2 separate regions of the Homo sapiens genome follow, and region 1 is linked to region 2. The links are chromatin loops, found by intact Hi-C in ENCODE. Cell type or tissue: B cell. All regions are shown on one strand. Each heading gives the region's core, and the rest is flanking DNA. Links, peaks and the distances in the headings are about the cores only.

What was found. Peaks named below come from ENCODE experiments on the same cell type or tissue, not always from the same donor. Only the 100,000 strongest peaks of a DNase experiment are listed, where the experiment ranks them.
Region 1: a loop joins it to region 2, with 5 times the contacts of the local background. A loop is called at or near these places in 6 of 110 quality-filtered maps.

What each region holds. Positions count from the first base shown.
Region 1 is chr14:101,888,717-101,891,627 of GRCh38, forward strand. PPP2R5C (protein phosphatase 2 regulatory subunit B'gamma) reads left to right here. Exons shown (of 16, transcript NM_001352913.2): 8 at 1,521-1,580. Among named protein-coding and RNA genes, the nearest start is that of DYNC1H1, 74 kb to the right of the region's middle. In B cell, for the core only: a CTCF peak has its summit at 1,469; a DNase peak (open chromatin) is centred at 1,429.
Region 2 is chr14:101,842,145-101,845,055 of GRCh38, forward strand. The region is part of intron 3 of PPP2R5C (protein phosphatase 2 regulatory subunit B'gamma); the gene reads left to right. It also overlaps the pseudogene NPM1P20. Among named protein-coding and RNA genes, the nearest start is that of PPP2R5C, 82 kb to the left of the region's middle. RefSeq lists enhancers at 1,544-1,693, 2,334-2,433. In B cell, for the core only: CTCF peaks have their summits at 1,667 and 1,866; DNase peaks (open chromatin) are centred at 1,737 and 2,267; H3K4me3 peaks cover 448 bases; H3K27ac peaks cover 1,844 bases.

The DNA of each region.
Region 1 (2,911 bases), core at 320-2,819, 47 kb after region 2:
ACATATGTGGGATTACAGGCATGTGCCACCATGCCCGGCTAATTTTTATATATTTAGTAGAGGTGGAGTTTTGCCATGTTGGCCAGGCCCGTCTTGAACTCCTGACCTCAGGTGATCCACCTGCTTCAGCCTCCCAAAGTGCTGGGATTACAGGCATGAGCCACTGTGCCCGGCCAGATTTCGGCTTTTCTAAGCTGGCCTTCCAGCCTCTCCATGCATCTTGCCCACCCCACTCCACGGCACAGACCTTTGTTCCAGCCAAACGAGTTCTTCTCCCTCTCCACACTGCCATATAAAAAAAAAAAATCTGTGAAAATCCTCCTTCAGTACCCAATTCAAGCACCACCTCTCAGTGCATTCTGATGTTTGGGAACATAGAAATGTTAAGACCCATTCTTGAAAAATATTTCACATCTGTGGATGTTAAGGTCACACTATTTCATTTGTTTCAAACAAAGTGAACGAAATTTCAGAGTTGAATTTTTTAATCTTCTCAAACTTATTTTTGGCTTAGAGCGGTCTCTAATCAAATGGTTTTCATCTGATGGGCAGGGATCTTTCAGACCCTCTCACTGCATGCAGGATACCCCTCGTGGACTGCTCTAGACCAATCCCAGGTGCACGAGGCTTGGGGCAGGAGAGGCTTCTTTGTTTCTGTAGGAGCCCTTTGCGGGGAGGACATTTTCCTGTTTCCTAACATGTCCCTGTTCCCTCTCTTTGTGCCCGGTTTATTCAGCAGACGTGTTTTCAGCATCAAACAGATGCCAGGCTTGCTCCTAGCCCTGGGAACATAGTCACGAGAAGTCCTTGGCCCTGTCTTTGCAGTGGCCCCATCTGGAGGGAGACAGGCTGGCACAGAGGGTAGGGTGCGTGTCCTGGGGCTCCCCTAGAAGCAGGCGCAGTGGACAGAGATGTCTCAGAGGAAGGGAGCTGGGTCTGTCGCAGATGGGTGCTTCAGAAAGATCGCACCTGAGACAGCACGGAGGATGCGTGTGGGTGTCAGTGGGGAACTGGGCAGGTAGAATAAGAGGAGTTCAGGAATCACTTCTACCCTTTGCAGGAACTGTGCTAAATATTGCGGGCTTTAAAATTAAGTAAGACATTGGCCTATGTTGAAATACAGCAAAAACGTAAGATGGATTAATGAACGAGTAAAAGATGGATGAACAGATGTGCGTGTGATCAAGCAGATGGAGCACATTGCTCGTGGTCGAATCTGGTGGTTGAAATGGGTGTTCACTGTAGAATTCTTTCCGTTTTCCTAGATGCTTGAAATTTTCCAAAATAAAATATTGAGAAAAAAATTCGTGCAAGACCAAGTTCTCTGCCCTCGAGGCATTTACAGCTGCAGGCCTTGAGGAGTTTCTTTGGTTCCTGAAGGGCTGCTTGCTCACCACGAGCAGTGTTTGCACAAATAGATGCGCTTCTTGTTGCCTGGCTCCATGGCTCCTCCTAGAGCATTGTTTTCTTATTCAGGTTAGTTCAGTGTCTAATTCTAATGGGAAAATTGTTTTTTCTAGGTTTATTTATGAAACAGAGCATCATAATGGCATAGCAGAGTTACTGGAAATATTGGGAAGGTAAGCCTCTGTTATGGGTAGCAAACGGCTGTAGATGGAATTTATACCAGAGTGATCCATTTCATTGAGTCCAGCTGCCCGCTTTAAAGCAAGGCAGTTTAAACCATTCTCTAAAAGAATTCAAATACAATTTCACTGAAAGCAGGAGTTGGTGAGCTCTTAGATTAGAGCACGCCAAATGACAAATCTCTCCCATTTTTATGGTTCTGTACGTAGATTCTACTTCGTATACCTCAGTATCATTACTATGGAAACACAATTCCAGTTATTTCCTCAAGAGCAATGTTAAAAATAGTTAACCTAAGAAGGTTTATATTAGAAGCTTGAAAGAAGAATAGATTGTACATTTGGGGTATCATGTAAATGCTAATATTTTTAATTACTTCAGTTTTTTATATGTATATTTATAAAATAATTAACATTTCAAAACTTTCATCATCTTTATCCAAGTAAAGTTTTTAGTTGCCCTTTTTTTTTTTTTTTTTTTTTTTTCTTTTTGAGACTCTTGCTCTGGCACCCAGGCTCAAGTACAGTGGCACGATCTCGGCTCACTGCAATCTCTGCTTCCCTGGTTCAAACGATTCTGCTGCCTCAGCCTCCCGAGTAGCTGGGACTACAGGTGCCCGCCACCATGCCTGGCTAATTTTTGTATTTTTAGTGGAGATGGGGTTTCACCATGTTGCCCAGGCTGGTCTCGAACTGCTGGCCTCAGGTGATCTGCCCGCCTCACCTCCCAAAGTGCTGAGATTACAGGCATGAGCCACCACGCCCGGCCACTTTTATTTAATTGATAACCCGTAGATTTTATATTAGACCTTCTAACCCACTGTTTCCCAGAGTTCCTCAGGGTCCCATGGTTAGTAAGTGTGGAAGTGCTTTTTCCTGCACCTTTTTAGGGATGTAGTGTAGATGGGCAGTTCCGGGTTCTCAGGAGCCTGTGGTGGAGAAGTCTGGCACTCTGGATGGATCTAGTGACGCTCTGCAGCTCCTGAGCACAAGACTCTCTTCTCAGGGTGGATCAGGTCCTGCCCAGTAGTTCTGAGAAAAGCTATTCTTGCCACTTTAGATGTAATTTGAAAAAATGTCCTCGCTGACAATTCTTTTAGTTTAGACAAACTTGGGCGGGGTTTCTCCCTCAGTGCAGTGCAGTGAGTGGTGAAGAGGATGCCTCTCTTACTAGATGTGTGACCATGGGCAGGTACTTCTGTAAGATAGGCGCATCCTCGCATTTCCCTCCTAGGTTGTTGCAGGGACCGGAGCGCTGTATGACATGTGTTCCACAGCCCGCCATGCCGTGTGCGTAGGGCCCCCGTGTGCATAGGGCCGCCGGG
Region 2 (2,911 bases), core at 314-2,813:
TCCATGAATAATAAAAATATCAAATCTTTAGGTGACGTATCTTCTCCAGTGGAAAAATGAACCTTTTAGCTGGTAAACCTCTTGAATAACCGGCCAGCCATATTACAGTCGTGTTACTTAGGGAGTGTGATATGATGGGCCCTTTGAGAAAGCGATCGAAAGCCAAGGTTTCCGGGTGCAGCCTGCCCCCTCAAGTCCCCACTGAAACAGGAGGAGAGGGCAGGAGCGCCCGTGGGCTCTCAGTGGCTACGTTGCTTGTTGGTTTGCTTTCCTGCCTGGTGAGCGGCCACTGGAGCATCCTGAGGAAAGGGGAGTGAGGAGCAAGCTGGGGTTCGGCCCCAACCGGGGTGCTCTGCGTGCACTCATCAGGGTCCCCACCCAGGTGTGCTGGTGACAGGCATGAGGGTACTGTACTGGGGAGCTGTGAGTCACCACCTGAGGGGCGCCTGCTTCTATCCCAGAATCATCCTCCAGGTCATGCATCTATGTCCAGCCCTTCCCAGGTGTGGTCAGTCCCCTGAGAGCAGCGTGGCCGTGGTGCCTGCTCACACCTGGCATGGGTAGACCAGCCTTAGCTCGGGAGGGCATGGATGGGAGTGATGTGTCTTTTTTCTTTTTTTTTTTTTTTTACTTTATTAAAATACTGAGTTTTATTTCGCATGTATTTTTTTTATCTCCCCACCATTTCCGTGTCTGATCACCGCTACTACTATGTCCTATCATACTTACTTAAAACCATACATACTTAAAACCAAGCAGAGAGTGGAGTTCCATCTTTAATAACTAAACAGGCATTTTGGGCTGGGCACAGTGGCTCACACCTGTAATCCCAGCACTTTGGTAGGCCAGAGGGGAAAGATTGATTGAGCCCAGGAGTTCAAGACCAACCTGGGCAACACAGCAAGACTCTGTCTTCTACAAAAAAATAAAAAGATTAGCCAGGAGTGGTGGCATGTGCCTGTGGTTCTAACTGCTTGGGAGGCTGGGGTGGGAGGATCGCTTGAGCCCAGGAAGTTGAGGCTACAGTGAGCTGTGATCACACCACTGCACTCCCGCCTGGGTGACAGAGCAAGACCCTATCTAAAACAAACTGGCATTTGGGAACAACATATTCTTGGCAATGGAACCTGGACAGCATTGATCAAACATGGTAGGGAAAGTTCTCATTCTGCATTATAAAAAGGACTGCCAGATATCAACTGTTAGAGATACGAAATAAGATGGAACATTTTTAACTGTTTATTTTCTTAAAGAGACTTCCTGCCCTGCCAGAGATCTTGAATAGCCCCCTAGTCAGTCATCCAGAAGCCATTCACATAATTGATTTTCTTGGCTTCCACTCTGAAAAGAGAACCACCTTTTGCTATACTTGGCTGCATGTTTGCTTTAATGTCTTCTGCAGAACTAGGTTCTTCTGGTGTTTTAGGAGTATTTTCCTATTTTTTGAAGGATTCCTGACCTTTTCTTGACATTGGTGACTTGGAGTCTTTTCCATTCTGGTTTGATTGTTGTGCATGATTGGGTAGAGTATCTCGTATAGATTTCTTCACTGGAGATTTGTCTTCAGTTTCCTTATCATCATCATCATCATCTTCAGCAACAGCAAATTTTACTTTTTTCTGTGGAACCTTGCTGCCACCTCCAGGGGGAGATCGCTTTCCAGATATTCTGAAGAGTTTCACATCCTCCTGTCTCTGACTCTGCATCTTCCTCCCCAGCTACTAAGTGCCATCCATTGATACACACGGGCCCTGAACCACACTTCACCCACAACGCCACAGGTGGTGGTATTTCATAGCCCAAGGGAAGCCCTTGGCTGTACAGATGTTTTCAAAGCCATCAGTGTTACCGTAATCGGACTACCTTCATCATTCATTGCCTCTGCTTCAACAATGCACAATTCATCCTTTGCCCCTACGATCATTCTTAAAGATAGCTAGTGCTCATTTTCATCATCATCCATCTTAAAGTGATTATCTGTTTTTGGTGTTTTTTTTGTTTTTTTTTTTTTTTTGAGTTGATGGCCAGGTGAGGTGGAGGCCAGAACGCAAAGTAGGTTAATACCAATACCAGGTAACTAATTCGAATCTTAGAGAGTGGAACGGTGGGTATTTGACAAGTTCGAGGAGGCTGGCAGCTTGCGGGAGGGGCCGGAGCGGTCTGGCACTGGTTTCTCTCTGTCTCACCTCCCCAGAGATTGGACACACACGTGCACACAGTTCTGATATCGTGGTTTCTGGCACGTGACATGGTACCCGTGTTGCTCTGTGGCCCTGATCCCCCGGCTGCCCCTGCAAGGCTGGAGCTCCGGCAGCACCGCAGGGCCCGGTAGGTCCTGGCACACAGGCCGCATGCTCATTGGGTTGTGTCTGTCACCGACCCTCCCTGCTGTCATCCCCGGGCTGGACGTCATTTGAAGGAAGAGCCAAGTTTCAGCAAGAGTTCGTGTCTAGAAGGAAGCACTTGAACCTCCTCTGTCTGAGACATGGAGAAAGGAAGTAGAGAACATAAAAAGGGCCTGGAAAAGTGTGTGTATTTTCAGTGTATCTTTTTCACACCTCTACACTGCTTTGTCTGCTGGTAAACATATTGAAGGTTCTGGAATCAATTTCAAGATGGAATTGAAAAGAACTTATTACATCTTCTTGTCAAATGTTAAGAGCTGTTACTTTTCCTGAGACAGTACCTGCCTTTGTTCTTTGGATAAATGAGCTACTGCATTGTTGGAGCTTCTTGTCACCAGGTGCAGTAATATTGTTAACATTCAGTATTTCACCAGTCATGCTAGTGAAAGTGGAAGATGAAGCGATAACGGGCTGCACGAAGGGTGTTGAGCATTTAGTAATCAGTGCCCTGGGTGCCTGTTCTCCCCAAGGCTTTCTAGAACTAGAGTCCTATGTGGGAAATATGG